Linked DNA regions of Mus musculus: regions 2 and 3 are each linked to region 1. The links are chromatin loops, found by intact Hi-C in ENCODE. Cell type or tissue: left cerebral cortex. All regions are shown on one strand.

What was found. Hi-C counts contacts between places; a loop is a spot of excess contacts. Peaks named below come from ENCODE experiments on the same cell type or tissue, not always from the same donor. Only the 100,000 strongest peaks of a DNase experiment are listed, where the experiment ranks them.
Region 2: it touches region 1 in a loop (2.7-fold over the local background); 16 of 42 quality-filtered maps call a loop at or near these places.
Region 3: it touches region 1 in a loop (9-fold over the local background); 4 of 42 quality-filtered maps call a loop at or near these places.

What each region holds. Positions count from the first base shown.
Region 1 is chr1:92,830,854-92,838,853 of GRCm38, reverse strand. Gpc1 (glypican 1) reads right to left here and starts at 7,209. Exons shown (of 9, transcript NM_016696.5): 1 at 6,757-7,209. The coding sequence starts at 6,922. Gm29481 (a long non-coding RNA gene) reads left to right here. Exons shown (of 3, transcript XR_003947946.1): 1 at 1-6,159. In left cerebral cortex, CTCF peaks have their summits at 4,664 (motif pointing right) and 6,009; DNase peaks (open chromatin) are centred at 6,441, 6,836, 7,122, 7,584 and 3 more places; H3K4me3 peaks cover 3,170 bases; H3K27ac peaks cover 2,981 bases.
Region 2 is chr1:92,708,368-92,716,367 of GRCm38, reverse strand. Gm29483 (predicted gene 29483) reads left to right here. Exons shown (of 4, transcript NR_166120.1): 4 at 1,296-2,134. Among named protein-coding and RNA genes, the nearest start is that of Gm29483, 18 kb to the left of the region's middle. In left cerebral cortex, no CTCF peak of the experiment used is centred here; a DNase peak (open chromatin) is centred at 3,826.
Region 3 is chr1:92,610,944-92,618,943 of GRCm38, reverse strand. No RefSeq gene overlaps it. Among named protein-coding and RNA genes, the nearest start is that of Olfr12, 4.9 kb to the left of the region's middle. In left cerebral cortex, CTCF peaks have their summits at 4,220 (motif pointing left) and 7,729 (motif pointing right); DNase peaks (open chromatin) are centred at 4,220 and 7,734.

The DNA.
Region 1 (8,000 bases):
CTCTGACCTTAAAAGATCTACCTGGGTGTGGACAGCTGAGGATGTGCTGAGTTTGTACCTCTGTCCCTTCAGTCAGCTAGCCAAGGCCCTTTAGGACACGCTCCCCTAACCTGATCTTTCCAGTGCTGGCTTCTGATGCCTTAGTCCTCTGTCCCTTTTTGCACCTGAGGGAGTCTGTGGCTTGAGAACTAGATCTCCGCCCTATGGTCTCACTCTTGCAGCGTGGACACTATTTCAGTACCTATGAGACAGGCTTACTTAAAGGTCTCCTCAGTTTAAATAAGGCAGTGTGAGTACTCAGGTTAGTACCACAAGCTGGGACCCACACAGGCACTTGCCAACTCTGGGCTGGGCCACTGACTTACTCAGACTATAAATAGGAACTAGTCAGGGTATTGGACCTCTAGAGAGGCTCCACCTTGGCTTAATCTCTGGGACTCAGTTTCCCATGTGCATGCTAAGCAGTGCTCTGCCCACCAGCGGCTCTGGAGCACTCATCCCCTAGGTAGATTACAGGGCTTCCTTTCTGAGCCACCCAGACACAGGCCCTAGCACTGGCTAGAGGCCAACTGAGCTCGCCTCATCCACCTGTGGCGCCCACACAAAGACACAGCATGCTGACCTCCTGGCACTGGCCTCTGGGTTCGGTCCACAGAGGGCTTGCTCTTGGTCTGTTTTCCTCTCTGTCCTGGCCCTGGCTTCCCAGGGTTGGGGGAGATCGGGCAGATGGCCAGGGAGCAAGATTGACGGAGCCCTCAGGGGCTGCCCTGTCACCTGGCCAAGTCCTCAGGATCTAGGGAGCGTTTTGTACAAGTGAGCAGCAGCCTGTTTGGCTGGCCCTGGCCCCGGGGGAGACGGCCTGTTTGGCATGCTTTGGGGCTTTCCACCAAACCCAGTCTTGTCTCCGCCCCTTGCTCTCCGCTTTCCTTGAAAATCTGTCCTAGGGTTGAGCCTCCCATCTGGCTTGACTCTTCTGTTCACAGGTGGTCTGTCTGAGGACCTCTGGTGCCACTGACTGCCAGCCAGGGGTCTTCAGACTACGATCCTGGCTCTGTGACATACCACAGAGATGTTTCACTGGTTAGCAGTTATGGGTCCGGCCACTGAGAGAGCATCGTTAGACCTAGCATATCAGCAAGAAAACCCTGGCCTGCCACCTGACGTGGAAGGAAGGTCTTCTGGGGAGGCAGGGGTCAGCCACGGGGAGAAGCTCTGATGAGAGGACTTCAGGTGGGCAAGGTAAGGAGCAGGTGGGGAAAGGTGTGACTCTGAATGAAACAGAGAGCCGAGATTTCAGCAGCCGGACAGAACATGCTGAATCAGTACCGAGAATGAGACGTAGACATCATGGGGTCCTTCCTTGCTGAGTCCCCAAAACCCCGTACATGCGAGTATGATTCCCCCATTCAAACTCAAGAATATTTGTGAGGTTTCTGCAGACATTAACTATTAAGAGTATATGAGCGGGCCCTAATCCAAGACAACTGTTCTTTTTAAAACTGTGTTTTTATAAGAAATAGATGTATGGGAGAAGCTATGCAAAGATTAAAGTGTGGGTTTTTAAGTCAGGGACACCAGCACATCTCAAGGATGCTGGGAGACACTGGGCTCTCCCTCCGCTGCAGAAAGGGAATAACCCTGTCTGGTGCCTGGCCTCAGGCTCCCAGTACCCCAACCATGAAGCAATGTCTGCAGTCACATCTTCCCATTTGCTTTGGTACTGTGGTTCTGGAAATGAAAACACTAGGATTTCCAGGGCTGGTCCCCTGCTTGGCACACAGGGAGAACTTGGGAGTGTTCACCATACAAATGGACCCAAGACCTGCTCAGGTGAGATTCAGAGCAGGAGTGTATATGCCTGTCAGGGAATGTTGGGGACAACAGTGGCAGAGGTGGCCCTGAGTGAGCACAGGAGGGACTGGTCTAGGGGGATGGAGTTATATGCCAGGGCAATGAGAATCCAGTGGGAGATAATACTGTGGGCATAGGCAGAGGAGGAGCTGAGGGTAGGTGGCTCCTAAGGGAGTCACCAAGGATGCTTGTCACTCAATGGGTGGCAGGGAGTTCCCCTCACACTCAAGAGCTTCCCTGGCATGGGGTGCTGATGGGCAACAAGTTAGACGTCTAGGCACCCCTGGTTTCCCCCGTGTTCTGGTAAGAACCCAGAACAATGGAATCTTTATGGTGTGGGTGGTGGTGTTGGAGCTGAGTTCAAGGAAGAGAGGACCATATCAACCTAGGGAACCATGCCTCAAAACATACGGGAGAATTCGAGCAATACAGGTGCCGACCCAGGCCTGCTCTTAATCACCACCAAGAAACGCTGCCAGTAGGGCATCAGCAAGGTGCTTGGGTTCCAGGTGAGAGGCAACAGCCTATAGCCACTAAAGGACATGGGTAGCATCCAACACCACATGACTGTGCCCACAGTCAGGGTAGGTCAGGGCTGGACAGAGGCTTGAACTTCAGGGGCGGGGTGGGGGTGGAGGCTCTGCCTATGTTCTGACATAGCAAAGACCCTGAAATCCCTCTTGACCCAGCCTGAAGAGGACAGTCTTGTTTAAGAAAGAGTCCACCTGTCCCTGCAAGTGACAGCTGGACTACAGGACCCATGGTATAAATGGAGGTGTGTTCGTACACTGGCTGAACCTACCTGGCTCTAAAGTGCATCCCGTTGCTTGGCTGGCATACATGACAGTAAAGCCCCAGTACTTTGGCGGGTGAGGTGAGAGTAGGCCTGTCAGTAGAGACTTGCACTAGTATTCTAGTGTCACTATCATTGTCAGAGCCCCTACCATATTCCTTGGCTAGCCCTGTGTACAGGGCGTCTGCCTACTATTCTTTTGGGACCTAGTCTCATCAAGATCAGTTTGCCTCTCTGTTGTTATTGACAATCTGAGGTTCTGTCCTCGGCCCACAGGAGGCAGTCACGATACCTCTTTGCACACTTTGGGTCACCCCTGTTATATGTCTAGAGCTAGGGAAGGCCCACAAAACCTGCACTGCAAAATCCTACTTCAGGTCTCCAAGCTGAGACAGTGTGACGCTTCCAGAACACAGAGCCTTAGAAAGGAGGTCTGCTCCGGCTTTACTGAGGAATAGCTGCCAGCACAGGCTTTGGCATTTGTCAGACAATGCCCTAAGAACGGTATGTGGCCTCTCTGGCCTTGATGTCCTCTTCTCTCCAGTGGCTCACACAGTCCCTCTCACCCAGTGCTCCCGGGGTAGTTGTGAAAATGCCTCTTTGGAGCCAGTTCATCAGGAACCCTCTCAGCTGATGGACACTATCACCTGTGCAGTATGTGCTGACTCTGCAGAAAGCCTCTGGAGCCCAAGAGAGGAAGTTTCCATGGAGAAACAGGATGGCCTGTCCAGCACGAGAGCCGCAGTGCTACAGCAAGGACCCAGGTCATTGCATCACGCAGACGGCCGTGCTGGAACATGGCTCCCTTGGGTACACGTAAGCCCGACGACCGTTGTGCTGGGGATGATGAAAGTCAAGCTCTAAGCAGCACACTAGGGTATGAGGACCACCCCAGGCTTCAGGCTGAGCCACACAGGGGTGTCTCTTCCTGGGCAGAATAGGGCACGCAGATACTTTCAGTCCAGGGTGGCGAATGTGCCAGTGACTTCTGAGAGCCACAGACCTTAGTTGGCTTCTACAGAAAGTCAGACAACTCCTAAGAGGTGGAAAGGGCATACAGGAACAAGAGGACCTTGGATTCCGAACTACTGTACAGAAGGCCAAAGCTCACATAGAGACTTAGAGTCCTGCTGGGAGCTTAGTGAATAGTCATTGTGGGGTTTTGGTATGAGGTGCCCACCTTAGCTGGCAGGCAGACAGGAACACTGTGATTTTAGGACATAGAAGCTTGATAGTTTTAAGTTCTTCTGATGCCCAGCCCCTACTCTGCCCAGGCTGGGGACCCTAAGGAGGGCTGTGTGCGCTCTGCTAAGGCCATCTCCACCTTCCACCTCCAGGCTGCGGTACAGCTGCCAAGAAACACGTGTTCATCTGCAGTTGTTTATAGAGAACCTACTTGGTTGTGGCCAGTGGCCTGGATGGACTTTGTGTTGACAACAGAGACCAGGCAGGGGTAGTCTCTGACCCTAGAATCCAAATGGAAAACCCTGGTATAGAGCTAACTACAGAGGGTATACTTAGGAACATAGCCCAGAACAGTCCTGCCAGCTAAGAGAGACTTGCTTGCCCATGGCTGTGATTCAGCAGTGGGCTCCTAGCAACCTCACCTAGACCTTGCTCCCCGGCAGGGCCCTGGCACAGAAGGAGGATACCACTGTAGTGGCGGCCGCCCCTGGCTAGTTCTCCTCTACAGAATGGGACAGCTGTCATCACTGCTGCCTGGAAAGGCCATCCAGAAAACTAAGCAGTGCCTTCGGTGAGGAGCCAGCCTCTTACATATAGTACTGTTTGATAAAAGGGAAGTCTCCCGCTATTTCTGGTCCCTAAGACTCAGGGGCAGGAAAGGACATCCATTTGCCCATGAGCCACTCTTCCTCTCTCCTAATCACCCAATGACTCCAGTTGAACCTCAGCAGGCACCTATCTCCTGGGGTATTCCCATATTTCTTATAAGTAGGAGCTCTTTGGAACTAAGGGATTACATAGGAGCTCCAGGGAGGACTGCGCCATTAGGGGCCACCAGAGGGCGCCTGGTCCTCAGAGTCCAGGTCTGGTGGCACAGAACCAGACAGGACCCTGAGCTTGGCTGCCCTTTGGGCTACTGCTATCTTAGGAGGTCACCCTGTTTCTCACTCCACATGCTAATACTCTCTTTAGTGCCCTGGGGCTTGGAGGTATTCTCCCACTCTGAGGGCTGTGAGGTGCAGCCCATGGGGTTCCAGAAAAGTGTGGCACCAGTTCTGAGGTGCACCAATAGGGATGATGGGAAAACATAGGCCCCAGCCTTGCATGTCAATAAATAGGGTGTCTCTGAACAAACACTGGGCCCCAACCAGTATGACTGCTGTAATTCTGCAGGGTGCCTACACACCCCAGCTGGATGGGCATCTACGGCTGTCCTCACAGACATCAAAGCCTTTTGCTTGTCTTGTTCCTAATCCCCCACATTCCCCAACTGCAGGGTAGTAAGAACCAGGCTCTCTGGAAGGACCACACCTCTGCTTCTTTATTTTGCCCTCTCACTGCCCTTGTCACTGCCTACATTGCCAGTCCCTGCCTACTCGGGCACAGTAGCTGTGGGTGGGTACAAGCTCAAGAAGGTCTCCAAGAAGGCATTAAGATGGGTGGCATATCCATGCCAAGGTAAGATGTAGGCTGGAAGGCCTCAGGCTGGTATGTGTGCGGAGCAGGGTACGTCTGGCAGGGATAAGAGATACACAAGGATGTCAGGGTATATGTTCCTATTTCTGTGTGTTTGGAGGTGGGTAGAGTGAGCAGGGTACCAACCAAACTATACCTGCTGCTGCCAGGCACCGGGTGACAGTGCCCAGAGAACTGTAGGAGGTGGCTTTGGCAATGGCAGGGCTGTATGTAGAGAGAGGCATAGAAAGGCCTGTTCTGAGGGCATTTGAGAGGGAGATAGTCAAGAGACTCAGGCCACACAATGTGTCTTGTGGGTTCTGTCTCTCCCCAGAAACAGGGTTCTCCATGGCTGGCTATCTACTGCCATTCCCAAGCAAGTTGGGGCCACAGGCCACCCCTCTGGGCAATACTCTTACTTTCCTCATTCAGAGTGCCTACGACACCAGTTGAGTTTGGTCTCTAGTCTGCAAGCCCCCTCAGTTTCAGAAGAATCCCACAGCAGGAATTCCCTGCTCACCAAGGCCCTGGTGTTACACTTATCCAGGAAAGCTCCCCACACATTTAAGAGCAAAGCCTGGGGCTTGGGAGGTCCTTGGGACATTGCATAGGCACTCCAAGCTCATAAAGATTCGGTTCCCAGAGCTCCTGAGGCAGCAGGGAAGGGAAGGGAGGGGAAGGGCTGCTCTCAGCAGCTGCAGGGCCGAGGCCGCCGCCAGGAGGGCCGCTCTTCTTACAAAGAGATGACAAGGCCCCTGGGCGGGATCCAAGACGCCGACCACCTGCAGCTGGGCTCGCAGCTCCAGGCGGCCCGGAGCGCCCGGTCAGACCACGAGTGTGCTAGGATAGGGGCGCTGGCGGGCACAAGTTCCTAGGTAGGAATCCCCTCGAGCCCTGGGGTCCCCTGAATCGCGCAGCGGGCTCACATTTCCTTAGAACCCAGGCTTGAAGTGTAGGATCTCCCCCATAAATCCCACCTAGGCGGCTCCTGCTGTGGATCCGCGTAAATTCCTAAGCAGAACCCTTGACGCCTCTGGGAGAGATCCGCATAGAGAAGTTCCTAGCCCACTGCAACCGGGATATGCGACCCAATAGACCGTCCCAGAGCTACCGCTTGCTTCGCCGCAAGGGCGGCAGGCACGCTGTCCCGGAGCTGGGATTGCTGCCCCGCCAGCACAGTGGGCCAAGCCGGGGACCAAAGACGCCCAGCAACAACCCTAACCCAAAGGGAGCGCAGATTGCTATGGGGAAGGGACTCTAGAGCGTAGTGGCTGGGAACTGGGCAGCAACAGAGCGGATCGGAGCTCGGGGGCGAGGGCCGTGGGGTATAGACCAGTTGAGGAGCAGGAGGCCACTCCAAGTCCAGGCGGCGGGTTCTGGCGCCCGGGGCTAGCTGCGGCGCGGGTAGGGGCCCAGATCAGACCTCCCGAGTGCTAGGGTCCGGTGCCCCCGGACGCAGCGCCCTTACTCACCCGAGATCTCTGCCTGAGGCACATCGCTCAGGCTAAAGCCCTTAGCCCCGTAGATCTGGCGGACTTCGCTGCAGCTCCGGCTCTTGCTGGCGGGGTCCCCGCGGGCGCAGACGACCAGCGCGGCGGCCGCGCACAGCAGCCACCAGCCTCGGGTCCGGAGTTCCATGGCGGGGCCCGAGGCTCCCTGGCCGCCGGTGCGCGCCTCCCTCGGTCCCGGCCGGCCCGCTCAGCCCAGTGTGCGCGAAGGGCAGAGCCAAGGTCCCAGCGCGCGACGCTCGTGGTCCAGAGGCGGTGGCAGTCGAGGAGGCGGAGACAACAAAAGCCGGCTGCGGCTGCGGCGCGGGGAGCTAGGCGCGAGGCGCGAGGTCCGGCCGCTCAGTCGGGCCGCCTAGAGCGCGGCGGGCGAACGCGCAGCCCCGGCTCGGCGCCTCCCCCGCCGCCCGCCCGGCCCCACGGCGGCCGCGGAGAGGGGCAGGGAGGGGCGGGGAGCGCGGGCGGGAAGAGGGGAGCGCCCGGGCGGGGCGGGGCGGGGCGAGGCGGGGCACGATCGGGGCGCACCGGGCGCCCCTTCGCTCTCCGGAGGGAGAGGAGGGAATGTTCTCTCAGCCCAGGCGATGTGCTCCGTTGCCTGGGTGAGATGGGAGGCGGCGGGGAGAGCCTGGAGTGCAAAGGCCGAGTCCGGGGTCCCCTAAGGTGTCCCCCCCAGCCCAGCACCCAGGGCGGCGGCACCACCTGTGGGGGCGGGGGCAGGGCGGGGGGGGGGGGCAGCTGAGGCAGGGCTTCCCTCGCCGGACGTGACATCACGTCCTCCGCTGGCCAATCAGGAGCTTCCCCGCCCCCAGCCGAATTCGGCATCTCTTTGCTCCTTTCCATCCTTCACCTTACCGGCTTGCTCTCTTAGCGCTTCTACTACTCAGTCCTGGTCCGGTCACTTCCCTACTCACCTGCTGCCCCCCACCCCCCAGCAACAACTCCTACATCCATACGCCCTTTCTAGCCGCCCCTGAGCGGCTCCAGTTCTCGTCTGACGTGTTTTGGAGGAGGATGAGGGGGCTGAAAACTGGCCAAAAAAAAAAAAAAAAAAACTAGCCTTCATCAGCTCAGATGACTTCAGTTGATGCAGATTGCCAGCGACTGTTACGGTCCCTCTTCGTGACTATTTAGGTGCTAGAGCAATGGGGCAGAGGCAGGTCTGTAGGCTTGGGTGCAGCGTGGTAGGTGACCTCTGGCAAAAGGAATAGAGC
Region 2 (8,000 bases), 120 kb after region 1:
GCAGTGTATAGGCATTTCCAAAAGTCAGACATGTAAATCCCAGGTCCAGCCTGGGATCAGAGGATCAGACTAGAGGCTCTACAGGAAGGACCTTCAGGCAGAGGGACAGCCATGGGGATGCAGGGTTGAGAGGCAGCCAGTGGGATCTGGACTTGAGGTGGGTGGTTTTGAGGAAAAACAGATGCTCAGGCAGCCAAATGTCAAGGGTGGAGGATGGAGGGCAAGGGCATAGTAGGGACACAGAAATAAGGCAAGGATCGGCTGTGTGAGGCTATGACTAGGGTCAGGGCACATGGCCCGCCCCCTCTTGCCCTGGTCCTCTGCATGGGGAGGCATGTAGCACTTTCACCCTTGACTGTCAGTCAAACGGGAGTCAGGGCCCTGGCTGGTAGGACCAGTGAAGGACTAGAATGCTAGTGCTGTGAGTCTCAGTCTGCTGACCCTACAGAGTTAGAAATGCCTGCACTGTGCCCCAGGGTGTGGGTTGGGGATCACAGCTTGACTGATAAGGATTCTTAAAGACAGAGGCAGAAAGAGCATCTGTTTTGCAGGGCCCCATGTGCCTCTGAGCACCAAGTCAGGCCTCGATACATGGCAAGGAGATTGGGTCCTGCTGCTTATAGGATCTGGGTCTGGAGTGGCAGAGGCCTTCCCAGACCCACCTAGTTGGCTAATGGGACTTGAGGCTAAGGGCCACAGCCACCATCCTGGCAGAGGGTTGTACTCATGATCTGGCGTCTCTCGGTACTATGCTCACCTGTGGGTGGTCTCCATACTTTGGGGTTGACATCGTCACCACGTCAGAACTTGACCTTCTGAAGGACAAGCTATACAGACTCTGGGTGAGAATCTCAGCGTCCTCCCAAAGCAGGGCCTGATTGCCCCGAGTAGAGTACAAACTGGGCACACTCTCCATCACCCTTCTTAGAGGCGCGGTGACTCTGCCGGCTCCTGCGGTAGATACGGGGAGCAGGAAGCTCACTTTTCTTTGCGGATCAGACTGTACAACTAACCCAGGAGACTTGGGCTTGAGTAGAAGAGCAATTCAATTTCCTTCACAGTCCGAAGCCCTAAGTCTCAGCTCAGGTGTCAGCAGAAAGACAGGGGAGCCAGCCTCTGGAGGAGCCATCCAGGGCAGGAAATTAGATCAAGTGCAGGAAGGGGCAATCAGAAGGCAGCAGCCATGGCTCCCTTCCCTGGGTGGGGGATGGGATCAGCTGGCCTGCTTAGAGGGCTTTCAGATAAAATCAATTCCCTTTAAATCACTGGCTAATTTCGTTTGTGATTCCTTTCAGCTCGAGTAGAGCAGCAGCAATAAATTGAGGCATTCTGGTGTGAGGCCTGGGAGTGCGGTGGTGAAAGTAACTCTTCCAGCCTCTCCAGCTGATGGGCCAGCTTCATTCTGCCCTGAGGGGCCCATGGAGGCTCGAGAACTAACAAGTCCCTTAGTACACGGTGAATGCTCTCCATCCACCTGGTTCTAATTCTTAGTCCCGATTCTGCCTCTAGGACACCGAGTCCTGGTGTCTGTGCAAAAGAGTTGCCTGCTCCAGATGGATGGGTACATTGAGTGCTCAGCTCATTTCACCCTTGGGGCTTCCTGTGAAGCAAAGTGGATTAAAGAGTCGTCCCCCCCCCACCTCCCACAGTTACTCCTAAACCCCATACCTGCAAGCATGATCCTATTTAGTGTCCACAGAGGCCATTAAGGATCTGAAGATGTGATCATCTTACAACGAGGACAGTCTGTAATCTACTGCCAGGGTCTAAATGAGAAAGGAAAGAAGCTCTAAGCCAGACACAGGGAGAAGGCCACCTGAGACCCAAGAAGACCAGAGACGTGTACCATAAGGAGGAGCCACCTGGAGCTGCAGAAGTGAGGGAGGCTCCTGCAGCCTGTGCCCCTCCCTCACATCCTTGGTCCTCAGAGCCCTTACAGCTAGAGGGGTCCTATTCTGGATAGCTCAAGCCCCATCAAGCAACTTTGACACCCCTCTGCAACTAACCGGCTGTCTAGCCCAGCCCAGGCCAGCTAAGGTCACTCTGCATTCTGTAAAGAAAAGACCTGCAGCCCAACGTGATAGTGTACCAGTTTGTTTCTCTGTTGATGCAATAAAACATTGATCAAAAGCAACTAGAGAAGGAAGGGGTTTACTGGGCTTGTACTTTGATATTACAGTCCATTGTAGAAGGGAACAGGGACACTGAAGGAATGCTGATGGATCAGTCTGCTTGTTTTAAAAACAATATAACCTGGGACTGCCTGCCCAGGAGTGGTGTAGCCCACAGTGGGCTGGGCGGTTTCACATCAACCATCAATCAAGAACATGCCTCCACAGACTTGCCAACAGCCAATCTAATGGCAACATTTTCTCGAGTGAAGGTCCCTCTTACCAGATGACTCTGGCTTGTGTTAATTTAAAAAGCAAAGCAAAGCAAAGCAAAAGCATCTCAGACCTAAATGATTCTAATGAGGGGAGGCAAAGGGTCCCAGTGAGGTCACACAGCCACAGGCTTAGGGCAGACTGAGCCTGGCCACAGACTGAACCTGGCCAATTTGCTCAGGTTGCATTCCAAGTCTGCAACCAAGAGCTGTCGCTGCTCCTATAGGCCCAGACTGTTCCTAGCCGACATCTCTCAAAGTTAGGTCCTTCTCTGTGGAGGAAACCTTCTCTGTTTTGAGGCACTGTGGCTTCCTTGCTCCTAACTCCATAGCCTTGTGGCTGCCATTTTGTACTTCTTTCAGGACATGAAGGTCAGGGTCACATCTCACTAGGTTCTGTGTATTATCCCAGCTGTGACCCTGGATCCTGCCCAGGGTGTGCTCCCAGATGTGAGCCATGCTGGCTGCATCCTGCGCGCGTACTTTGGGTGGAAAGCAACACAGGAGCTTGGACCGAAGGTTCTTAAGCTCAATGACTTTGGTCAACTATGTGCTGCACTCTCCGAACTCAGGACCCAGCGACTATACCAGTAGCTACTGCAGTGCTGGCCTAGGCTTGGGACATTCAGGGTTAGATGGTGCCTTCCTTACAGTGCTGGGAAGGGTTGGGAGATGTGGCTTCCCACTGTCTCGCCAGTCACAGCCCAGCTATGTTTTTGCTAATGTTAATTTCTCAGGTGTCTGAATGGGGGATGTGTAAACCAGCACCCACTTGGCCATTTGACTCATCTGAGTATTGTCATCTGATAACTATAATTAAATATTTCACAAGCCGCTGCTTATCTTCTTAATTAAAATAATTGCGATAGCTGGAGATATGGTAGGGGCTCTACCACCAATAATGTAGAAAGTGCTGGTGCCCTGTCGTCCAGGGACAATCGCTAGCCAGCCCATGGTGAACTCTAGTGAACTCTAGTTCACTTCAGACCCTCAGTCCCAGCCAGCACCCCTCCTCTGTAGGGGGTCAGGGAGAACCTGGTGGCTCTCTCCTGTGCTATAGGGACTCCATCCTCTGGCAGCAGGTGTGTTCCCACTGGCTTTCATGTAGGTGGTGCTGGAAGGCTTGTCTGTCCACAGGATGGCTGTGACCCCATGATCCTGGTCCCTGCTCCCCAGTTTGTCTCAGCCTGTTATGAATGAATGGCTGAACACAGTCACTCAGCGCTTCACAATGTACAAAGCCCTGAATGAATAACAGTATTTTACAGTATACCAAATCCTGGGTGAATCATAATGTTTCACAGTTAAAGAGTCATGGAGGAACCACAGTGCTTCGCAGGCCTGGTCACCATGTGTCCTCCCACAGGGACTGGGTTGTGACTTAGGGAGAAGCTGGAGCAGTAAGCCTGGAGGCGGGGGCTTGCCCACCAGGAATGGTGAATCATAGCTTAGTGGGAACACAGCCCAGGCCTTGCCAGCTTCCTCCACCATCCAACACGAGAGCGTAGCACCTCGCCTGCAGGAAGCAGAAGGCTGGCTCTCCCGGGGTTATACAGAAGGCTGGATATCCCGGGATTACACCCCCATCCTCAAGCCTTATTTCTCTTGGGGTGGAATAGAGCGGTAGGGTGGGCTTTGAAGTCACTGGGCCTTGAGATGGGGAGAGACACTAGAGACAGAAAATGAAGGTCTAACCTGAATCACAGACTCAGGCCAAGCTGTCCCCTCAAGGCTGTGGTTTAGTTATCTCCCCAGCCTGGAGATTTGGGCAGAGGAACAGTGTCCTTACCATGCAGCTATGATGAGAAAACAGAACCAGATCTAGCCCTGCACACCCTGGTTAGGCCCTTGGGAGAATAGGTGGGGCTATGGGCTGTGATGGCTGAGCCAGGTTGTCCCGAGGGTACCTGGGATGGGTGGTGACCACTGATGGGCATGCCACACCCTTTCCTGTAGATGTTATCTTGGGCACTGACATGTGGTGAGAAGGAGACCTCAAGAGGAAAGACATGGGAGGCCATCTTTTCCCAGTAAGTTCAGGGGCGTACTCCACTGGAGATGTGGCTAGGTGCTTGGTCTCTGGGAGCCTCTACCTCCTGCAGGGAGCATTTACAGTTGGAATCATCTAGCTAAGGAGGGGACCCCGGGAGGCCCATTCTGGGGTGAGGGGAGCCCCAAGGAGAGGATGGGCTAAGCCCTGGCCTTGGGACCTGGAGCCTATGCATCTCTTCCTTATAGCTATGGGCTCATTCTTGGGGAAACGAGGTGGGTGATGGAAGGGGCTGCTTGTGTTGATTTGACCTTGTTCCACAGACTCAGGCAGGGCTGTTGGGCTGTCCTGTGGGGACCTTGGGTGATCGTCAGCTTCTTAAGACTAAGAGGGCATACCTGGGACATGTGCCAAAAATTAGCATCTCCACCCCATGAAGGGACAGACAGAAGGGGAAGCAGCTGGGGCTAACAGGCATGCTCCAGGAAGAGTTGTCCCAGAAAGACTGTGTACTGCACAGCAGACCCTTTTTGTGACATTAAGCCTCACTTAGCTTCCCAAGAAACACTGGGACACCATTGGTGCAGAGGGACAGGGCTGCTCAGGACAGGTCTTGGCACTCAGGGTAGTCATCTTGGTGGGTTTTTCCTCTGCCTTCCCCTGCTTGTTGGTCTTGGCTTCTGGAGGCTTCCAGAGAGTCCTGGCCCCTTCCTCTTTTATCCTCTCCAAAATAGCACCTGCCAGGTTGGAATCTTTTCCCACAAGCTCAAGAAGACTTCCCTTAGACTCTGCAAACACATATCTGCCCTTGTAGAAAGCAATGAGAAATCAAAAACACACAGGGATGGCTTAAAGGTTCTAGAAGCTTGTTATCCCAGCCTCCCTGCACACCAAAAATGAGTTCACCTAGATGAGTTGAACACCAGGAATACTAGGGGACTTCAGTCTCCATGGAGTAAGTGGGCATGTTCCTCACAAACCATAGTAAGAGGCAGGTTCTAGGAGGAGGAAGCCCCCTACTCTGGTCTGAGTGGGTGGTTGGGTGAGCCATACCTGTGTATTACCCAACCTAGTATTGAAGTCCAGCCTCTAAGCAGCCTTCAGGGACCCCCAACAATGCTGCTCCTCTTGGCACGTACTGTCTGGTTCTCTGCCTCAGGAAGAAATGTTCATAGCTCTTCTGACAGGGAGGAACTTCTCTTGGGCCACTGGATTGTAGGTTGTAGCAAATTCAGGTGAAGAAGGGGCTGCCCCTGGGTGGATGTGGGACTGTCTCTGCTGGAACGTGCTCCTCAGCTGGGCACAGGCCAGACTGGGCAAACGGAGGCCTGGCAGAGACAAGCAGAGAGAGAAGGAAGGTAGCCAGCTGTATGCAGCCTCAGTCCCTGCTGGCTCTGAGCAATCAGGACTGATCCCTAGTTGCTGGTGTTCCTCCAGTGCTGTACACAGGCTTCTGGGGGGATGGGGACACAGCAGGAAGGGCATCAGGGCAAGGAGAGGTGACATTACCATGTCAGCTATTCTGCATTCTCTACCTTTTGTTCAGGCAGGGCCATGGGACAAGCTTTGGACTCTGGACATGGGTCAAAGTGACATGTGTCTGAAACCTTAGAGTGGAACTAGCCCACCTTGGCATCTTATAGCTGCCTCTCTAGCCCAATGATTCTTCCTAATACTGTGACCCTTATTTAATATAGTTCCTCGTGTTGTGGTGACCCCCCAACCATGAAATTATTTCTGTTGCTTTTTCAAAACTGTAATTTTGCTACTATTATGAATCATAAAAAGTAAATATCGTAAATATTTTCCGATGGTCTTGGGTGACCCCTGTTGAAGGGTTGTTTGACCCGCCCCACCCCCACCCCCACCAAGGGGTCATGACTCACAGGTTGAGAACCACTGCTCTAACCCAACACGCTGATACTTGATCCTCCCGGTAGGTGCACTGAGACCTTTGTGTCTGCTCTGTCTGCAGACACAATCCTGAGGCAGGGGTCAGAGAAAGTCCCTGTGGAGTGATGCTAAAGCCTTATATGATGAGTCTCTCTGAGGGAAGGGCCCTCCAGGGGAAGAGAACAGGAGGGAAAGGACCTTGACCTCAAACCAAGAAGTCCATGTCTGGAGAGGGGGCAGAGAGAGCAGTAAGCTGATCAGGAGCCAGGCTCCTGAACACTAACCTCTCTGGCCCTGAGGGAGACATGGGTGACGACCCTAAGGTGTGCAGTCCAGGGGAGGTCTGAGCAGATCGACAGGACCTGATGCTTCTTGGTAGAAGGACTTCAGACCAGCATGGGCCAGCACTTTGAGCCCATTTAGGATGCCACGTCAACACCGGATCTGAATTGCCCTCGAGCCAAGTTGGCACGTTTGTAAATGGGCTGGAGAAGCCTGCGAGGCAGAGGTCAGGGTACCAGCTTCGACTGAACGAACCAGTCGAAGCTGGTACTGGGTAGCAAGAAAAGTAAGTGGTCAGGTCTGAGCATGGGGGCCTGATGACGTCATGCTTTCGGTGTTGACTTCTGAACACAGACCCTGGGGAGAGGACAAGCTTGCCTCCAGAGGGGTCACAGAGGTCTGGGTGTTTCTGTGTATACATGAGTTGATCCGTTCCTGGGAGCTGCTGTCTGCTGGCCTGGGGCCAAGAGGACATTCAATGAGGTGCAGATGGGGGCTGGGAGTGGGGAGACAGGACTGTTGACAGGATGCAGAATAGGTTAAAAAAAAAAAAGTGGATCTTGGAACAGGCCTGGGACACGTGCCTCTCATCACAGCTCTTTGGGAGGCTGAGGTAAGAATACTTGAGCCCAGGAATTTGGGACCAGCTTGGGAATTTGGGACCAGCTTGGGCAATATAGTAAGATTCAAAAAGAAAACAATGAAAAGAGTCTCTCTCTTCCCCATTGGCCTGAGTACGTATGTGCTTGCCTATGTGCCTGTGTGTGTATTGAGGTGGCTGGAATCATTGGGATATCTAGCCACAGCATCTATGTGGGGCTTGGTCCTTTATCTCACCAAGCTAAGTTCCACCTTCTCCTTAGGGTCTTGAGAATCTGCCTTCTCCACACCTAGCTTTGCTGGAGGAGCATGTCAGGTGAGCAGAGGGACCAGGACACCACGGCAGGCATGCAAGTAGCCATATGAGCTCTGCAGACACAGCATGCATGCGTATGACCACACGAGCTTCCCTCAGGGCAGCGGAGTGGGCCCTATCCATGTGTTTCGTGACCACCACAAGCTGCAGCTCTGCTGCCTGTCTCATACTTCCCCGTGATCCAGCTGCTGGGAAATGTCTTTCCCCTCCAACAGCTGCATGTCACCGCGTGTCCCAGGAGAACGCAGCCCCAGCGCTGAGCCCCATGAGGGCAGCAGATGTGTTTGTACCACCAGCAGAGTTTATTTTCTTGTGGAAACAGCTATTTAGAGGGACATTTGCCAGAGACAACTGGAATGGCGAAGAAAGGCTGCTTAGATTAGGGGCTCAGTGCTTCTCAGAGGTATTTAAATTGGGTCCTGGCTCAAGAGCAAACTTGGCGGTCATTTAGTCCAACTTCTCCATTTTATCGTTCCTCAAACCTTGGTTCAGAGAAGTTCTGGGTGCTCAGCGGTCTTATGGCATGCCCTAACACT
Region 3 (8,000 bases), 220 kb after region 1:
GCCTGGCTAAGGAGAGATCTGTATCTTCTCCACTGTTCTGGGCTGCCTCAGGTGGCTCAGAGATCTGGGCTGGGTGAATCCAATGATGTATCTACTGCTTCCCTCAACAGTCCAGGAGGTGGAGTGAGAAGAACCCAGCTGAGACAACCACACACTGTGAGACTCAAGGTATGAATGTATTGACTTTGCCTTCACACTCTCTGAGATTCCCTAAACCCTCCCATTGCTGGATCACACTTCCTTTCCCAGTGAGTGTAAAATGCCAGGGAATATTAATGTCGAGGCTGTCCCTTGATTCCTGCTGGAGGAAAAACAAATATAACCTCTCAGCGTTTCAAGGATACAGGGTGTCCTCAGAATCCGTGGAAATGGCCGCTGGCCAAGGGCTGAGGAGGCTGCTCTGCTGTGAGAGAGCTGACTGACAATGCCTATGAAGGGACAGCAAGGGACAGCTTCTCCTCCCCTTGGCCCTGACCCTCCTGATCCAGCAGAACTACTGTCTCCTATGGTGTGGTTAGATGCAGCCTATCCATCTGCAGAATTGAACAAGGGTAGAGCCCCACTCCCACCCCTCACCAAACTATAACTCTGACTTGTATGAAGGCCAGGGATGATCAGGACATGCCAGCTTACTGAGTCAGGCCCCGGAGACGTATTGAACCTACCTTTTCTAGGTAGAGTCAGGTCTACTCCAAGGTCACAGAGCCAATATACAAGTTTCCAGTGCCCCCGTGCTGCTGCGCCTGGTCTCTGTGGAACATGAAGAGGTGGATGTCGGTTGGTCCTGTCTCCTTTTCAGATCAGTTGTGGCTTTCTGGGCAGTGGAACAGAGTAAACATGGACACAGGAGGACACCAGGGTCCCTGCGAGACTTTAGCTGTGCAGATTCTGGCTACATTAGATGTGGGTCTTCTGAAGAGAGATGCAATACTTGCTTCCTCTCTTGTCCCCACTAGCTGGGCAATGTGAGGAGATGCCTGCCTTCGGGGTCACCCTGCTTGAGAAGAGCCTCTGTATCTGATAGAACAGGGATGTGTAGCCTCCAGTGGCTAATTAGGGAGGCACTGGCCTCTGGCAGTTGGGATTCCAATTCCCTGGGCTTCTGGGCTGCAGCCTGCCTGCGGCCTCTGCCTCTGTTATGGATGGAGTTTGTGACCCCTGGGAAGACTCAATCTAATTGTAATTAAAAGAGATTTATTGATTAACTGCTAGCAGGATGAATAATCTCTGAGCCAAATTTGAAAGTGCCACGAGAAGGGGGTGGAGGGGTGAAGGAAAGATTTGTAATAAAGGGGGAAACCACAAGAAAACCTTCTATACCTACTCAAACAAGCAAAAACTGGTCTGATCTGCCAAGGTAAGTGATCCAAAACAATTTTAGGGTATCTGTATAAGCAAGTTACAGAATCCCAAAAAAGAGCTGTTAGTCATATCATAACAAGTAGGTGGGAGTTGCTGAGTCAGGGTTATTGGGAGCCTATCTTCTAGGGACTGGATTTAGAGACAAATGGCCAGTGGGTACCAATGGATGCCTAGCATAAAATGGAGTTTCTTTAGCCACCACACAGAGATGTGGCAGAATGGCAGGAAGCCTGCAGTCCTCAGCAGAAGTAATTGAGAGAGACCCTGCATCCAGTGTACCTCATCAGAGCAGTCACCCCTGAGGTAGGGACGATATGGCCTGTGACATTGCTGCTGCTGCTCTGTCTGGCCATATCGATGTGAGGAGCCTGTTCCGCAGCACTGGGTCACCCCACTCTTTCCAAGGCAGCACTTGGCTCCTCTCGGTGCTATTAGGACTCTAGGTAGATGAGTTCAATGTTCTTTCTTCTTCTGTTGTGTTAGCCACGTGAGTGAAATCTTTTGTGGGGAGGGGGAGGTTGAAAGTTTGTCTCTGTGTCTTCTGAGCATCAGTTCTATGCTCTCCCAGCTTGACCTAGTGTATCTTTGCTAATAATTCTTCAGGTCAAATTAAATCCAAAACATCTGGGAATACAACACAGCTCGGTTTATCTCTATCCAACCCTCTGGCCAGGGTGATGGTTCCAAATAGCACTTCCTATGAGGATATGTCATTTCCTTTCTGCCAGCCCACTAGGCCACAGTCTTTGAGAAAATCCCCAAGTGCACCACTGGACCATAGAGTTTTAGCTATAGTTCAGCGAATAAAGATCACATTTAAGCGGCCTGCTTAGGCTGTGGCGGAGTGACCAGTGGCTTCTTGTCATACCACAGTCCATATTTGCTCACCACGTTTGCTTCTGAGTTGGAATCTACTTTCCAGTGTTTCCTTAGGTATCCATGAGTTACAAGCCCTTCAGCCTAGGAGTTTTGTCCTGGGTGGTTTTGTTTTGTTTTATTATGGTCAACATGACACAAGCTATGCTCAGTTGGGAAGAAGAAACCCCAATGGAGAAAATGCTTTCACCAGATTGCCCTGGGGTTCTTTTTCTTGATTGTTGAAATCTGGAATAGCTCCTACCACTGAAGACAGTGTCATTCTTGGGCAGAGGTTCCTGGTGTGTGTGTGTGTGTGTGTGTGTGTGTGTGTGTGTGTAAGAAAGCAAGTTGAACAAGTTATGGAGAGCAAATCAATAAAGCAGTGTTCCTTAATAATGTTTGCTTCAGTTTTTGACCCCAGGTTTTTGCCTGCCTTGGCTTCCCTCAATAGACCATGACTCAGGATGAGTAAGCCAAATAAAACCTTTCCTCTGCCAAGTTGGTAATGATCGTTTATCACAGCAATAGAAAGCAAGCTGAGACAGCCCTGTTGAGGTTGGCTTTGGTCAATCACAGCAATGTGACTAAAACACCAACATTGGAAGCAGAGTCTTAAGTCATATTTTATATAAAATAGCACTTTAGCATCTAGCAACATTTTTAATTTGGTCACAAAATAAAACAAATGAATGAGTGACCCAACTTTTACTCTGTGACTCACAACATCTGTCAGAGCCCGTGGTCCTACAGAGAAGAGGCGGTGGTGAGAGAAGATGATTTTCAAGGAAGAATGGAGAATTGGATGGTTAAAGAGCAATTTAGAAGCAAAAGAATGGAGAAGATCTAACATGGAAGTGTGCAGGTGTGAGCCACAAGGAGTGCCCGGAGTCCCAGCCCTTGGAAGGTGGAGGCAAGAGGACTAGGCATTTGACACCATCCGGGGCTACACAGTGATTCTCTGCCTCTAAGGAAAAAAAATTATATGAAAAGAGACAATCTGGCAGCTATGATTATGGTAATTTACAATATGCACAAAAGCAGACTAGCATAGCAAGCTTTAAGTACCACTCATTCAACTTTAATAGTAATCATCTCAGTGAGCTTGGGCAAGTACTATGGAATCTCCCCTCCCCCACCCCAGCACCCAGAGCCTTGCATTATCTCAAAACAAGTAGCAGACATCATATAATTTCTTTAATATGTATTTTCTGTGCAGCTTTAAAATGTAAAGCATTTATTTTTTAGAAGGGTGCCCAGTAGCATTTCCATTCTCTAATGGAAAATAATTCCCCGATGTCATCAAGTATCCATCAGCATCCACACGTGCTACAACCTCATTATATGATGTGATTTTTGTGCAGCTCTTCAAATAAGCTCAAACAATGATCTTTCAGATCTGTGATGGCTTCTACGCAGGGCTCTCCTATCACTTTATTTTGTTGCTATTGTTTATGAAGAAGCAGAGGATGATGGTTGCATTTATTTTTAAAATAGATATGTAGACTCTCCCATGGAGCAAACGTAATAGTGTCATTCCACTGATGCTCTGAGACACAGCTCCATCCTGTCTGTCCCCTGTCAGTTGAATCTAGAGCCCTGATTGGAATCCAGTTATAGTTATTATCATTATTTAGGCATCGTTGACCATCTGTATAGTGGTAGGCATAGGACTCTTCTCAGAAGAAGTTGTACCTGTTTGTTTTCTTCTGTATGGAAACAGTCACGGATGGCACTGCCCAGTTTCATTAATTCAATGAGGGTTCCAAAATGGTGGCAGCGATAGTGTTCTGTGAATAGAACAGATTGTTCTTTGGTGCATAGATAAATACTGTCCTCTGAGAAAGAACCTTTGTATTTTCTTTGGATCTTAAAGGAGACTATACATTTAATTTTGGCCTTCATGTCCTCATGTGTACACTTATGTGGGAAATGCTGGAAAACATTTGGCTCCATCTACCTCTTTAGAGACCATCTCATAATGCCAAGTTGGCTCATCATTACCCTCTAGTGGTCATTACTTTTTGTGTCAGCAAGAACCCAAGAGCAGATCCGTGTTTCACTCCACTGTAATTGTGAATTTGCTTGAGCTAAAATGATATGATATTTTCTTATATATTTCAGGAAAAATGTATACCATTAAGAACAAAAGTAATACAGGATTAACATATATAATGAAATTCAAAATAGGTATGAAACAAACTTTTATCATGTAATATTTATACAAACTGTTCTTTATAAATGTTCATGCAGATATGTAGCCTGTCATTAAACACATATAAATGAAATAAAATAAAATAAAATAAAATGGTCTCTTTTTTACCCATTTGGAGTCACTTTAATTTGGCTTCATAATCAAGTAAATAGAATGAAAGCATGAATCAGTGCAAAGTATCAGGATATGCATGGTGGTCTATGGCAGTAATCATTAACTGTGGAGGCTGTGTCAGGAGGGTCACATGTTCGAATCCAGCTTGAGCTACTAGTGAGACCCTGTCTCAGAAGCAAACACAAACAAATGAGAGCCCAACAGTGATCCAGAGTTGTGCCAGCTTGGACGTAAGAGCCTAATTGGTGTGGAAGAGACACAACTTTCCTATGAATATTTAGAAAATATGGAAGGAAAATGCCTGAAATTGTTGTCATGAAAACTTTGATTATCTGTTATCGCAGGGATTAAGGAAGATGTTCACCTATAAAGAGATGTGTCATAATAAAATGTTCAGTCAATCAGGACAGGTGAAGAATATGTTGTCTATAGTCAAGAATGTCTTAAAATGTATAAAGAAGGTGGATGAAGATGTCACATGCTTTGGTAGGGCAGAGAGGAATCAAGCTGGAACTGAGCTACAAGCTCAGGGGTTGGCTGCTTGGATGCTATAGCAGCAGAAAGTGCTGCGCAGGCTGCCTGAGAATTATCACCCTTGACTGTACTCAGTGGTGGACACTGCATGCTTACTGACTTGCCACGTAACATGAGCCCACCAGCGCAATCGTGGTGCAAGAAACCAACCATATTCTGATTGGATTTGAGGCCCACACTACAGGAGAGGTTTCACATCTGATACTGTAAACCTAGTCACACCCACCTTGTGCAAGTGAAGGAATCACAGCTGCTGAGACTCAAGAGCACACTGGCTATGCTGTGCACGGAAAACAATGCCTCATCTTCTTGATCTTACATTAAGTCTTTCCCTTCTCTGTAAGGTTTCTTGAGCCTTAGATGGCGTAAGAGAGATGTTCCGTTTGGGGGTGAGCTTTCAACAGTTGTTTATTCTCAGTACTTTGACCAGCTATGAGATCTCTGCAATAACCACTGTCCACTGCACAAGGCATGCCTGTCAAATCGCCTTATAAATATTCATGTTTATGCTAATAGAATATAAGAAGTTAATAAATATTTATGTTTATGCTAATAGGTTATGGACCGCTAATGACTCCTGGGGAAAAGGCCAGAGATGGTCATAACTGGTAGTCCTAGGCAAGTTTTCCAAGCTCCTGTAAATAACTCATGCTTCTGTAGTGACTCTAATTAAGCTCATTTGTTTACACCCTTAAAAATGGAACTAAAAGAAATGGGGACAGGAAAAGTAAGGCTATCAATAGAAATGGGAGGGAGAAGTAAGGGCAATGGGGGGATTCTGATCAAAATACATTCTATGCAGACATAAGGATGTGCAACTAGTACACATTAATTTTCAATAAGATACATAAGAGAAATATATATATATATATATATATATATATCTTTATGTCTCTCAGAAACAAACAAAACAGGGACACTGGCAGATGACTTAAAACTGAGTAAAAACATAATAAAACATAACACATACAAATTATATATATGTGTATATATAATTTCTAATTATATGTGTATATATATATATATATATATATATATATATATATATATAGAGAGAGAGAGAGAGAGCACTAGGGCAGAGTGTTTATCAAGACAGGGTACTTTCCTGAAACTCATTGTGTAGATCAGGATGGCTTCAAACTCACAGAGATCTACCTGTCTCTGCCTCCCCAGTGCTGGGATTAAACCATGTGCCACTATGCCTAGCTTGCTTTTCTTTTTTTCTTAATGGACCCCAGATCTGCTTCACCAAGCTCACCCTGAACTGGCTACTACTGAGTAGAGGTCTCTGAGAAGGACATTTGCTGCATAGCTGGCACATTGGGTCACATCTTCTGATGTCAATGACACCTTTAGGGGATTCTCTCTCTCTCTCTCTCTCTCTCTCTCTCTCTCTCTCTCTCTCTCTCTCTCTGAACAAAGCACATTAGACTGCTTACCCATCCTGGTGGTGCCTGGTATCCTCTGAAGTATCAATGATGAGTTTTTTGTGATGGCTGCTTCTCTACTCAGAGAGCCTGGTCCAGTTCACTACTCCTGGGACTGAATTTTGCACATAGCAGAGTTTCTTTCTGGCTTGTGTTGCTTTCATTTCTTCACACACACACCCTTTCTGGCTGAAGATCTACCTAGAATCTACTGCATGCCAGCCACGTTAGAGGTGGAGACTCCCACAGAGGTTTCTGTCTTCTCTTCTTGAGCCAGATGGGAGCACTCACATTGCTTGAAAGATGAAGCTATGGATGTTCTAAGCCACTGCCATGCATTGGATAAAGTAGGAGAGCTGTCCAAGGCATTGTCTCGGTGAGAGACCACATTAACCAGCACACTTTAGATCTAAGCCTTATTTAGACGGAAGCCTCTTGTCTTCCTCCAGTGCATGCCAAGACTCCCGTGGTTGCCCTCCCAGGCTTGTGCTAATTGCTATGGGCAAAGCTCAGCCTCAGGAGTAGGGAACTGGATCAGACTCTCTGAGGATCCTACCACACAGCTTTACAACGGCAACCTCACACTTTCCCTTCTTAGACCCCCATTTTTGCTAAGACTTCTAGGCCCTAACTGAACAGCATCCTGTGGAAGGGGGACTATGACTTTCCAATTTGTTGCCTTGCTATCCTTTGTAACGTTAGCTAAGGAAGGAAATGTCCTTTGTGTTCAGAGCCATTTTTCTTATTGGTATCATCTGATGGATAAAGTTAATGTACTTTCTCTAGGAGAGATCACAGCATGTGAAGATATACTTCTCTTTGTTCCTGGCATTGTAAGGAGAAACAGAGATAGGAAGTTCCTCTTCTTGGTCAAAATATCGAATAATGGCTTAAAGTATTTAAGGTCTTTTCTTTTTAAAAAAAAATATTTACTCTTCTAAAATTATTTCTATTTAAGACATTAACAGGAAATTTGAGACACTCTATGAAACTCTTTCCATGGACACTTCATTTCTTCTCTCAAACAATAGGATCTAAAGTGAAAACAGATGAGCTTAGACCCAACAGGGTTTCATTATTTGAGGCTAAGGCCCGGGCTGCCACGTGCATCTGATAAGGCCTTTATCAGTAAATAAATTAGCGGTGGGTGGTCCTTGCTTGTGGGGTCTGCAGCACAGGTGAGAAAAATTAACCACTAATGTACCATCAGTGCCCAGTAGGTGGCAGTGTAGGATAGGCTAGGGCCATGCAGGTGAGAACCAGGGCGCCTCAAAAATGTCTCCTGATTCTTTTTGCTTCCCTAGCATTTTAGATACACAGGCAAACACGGGGGCAAGGCAAAGCTCTGCACAACCTAACAGCTATTTCTAGAAACTTGCCATTAGTCTGCATTTACATAATTGAGGTCATTTTAAAGGCAGATGGTTAAAAACAGAAACAGATCTTTGTTTATAACACAGTTGGGCATTGATATAAATTAGGAAGTAGAGAAA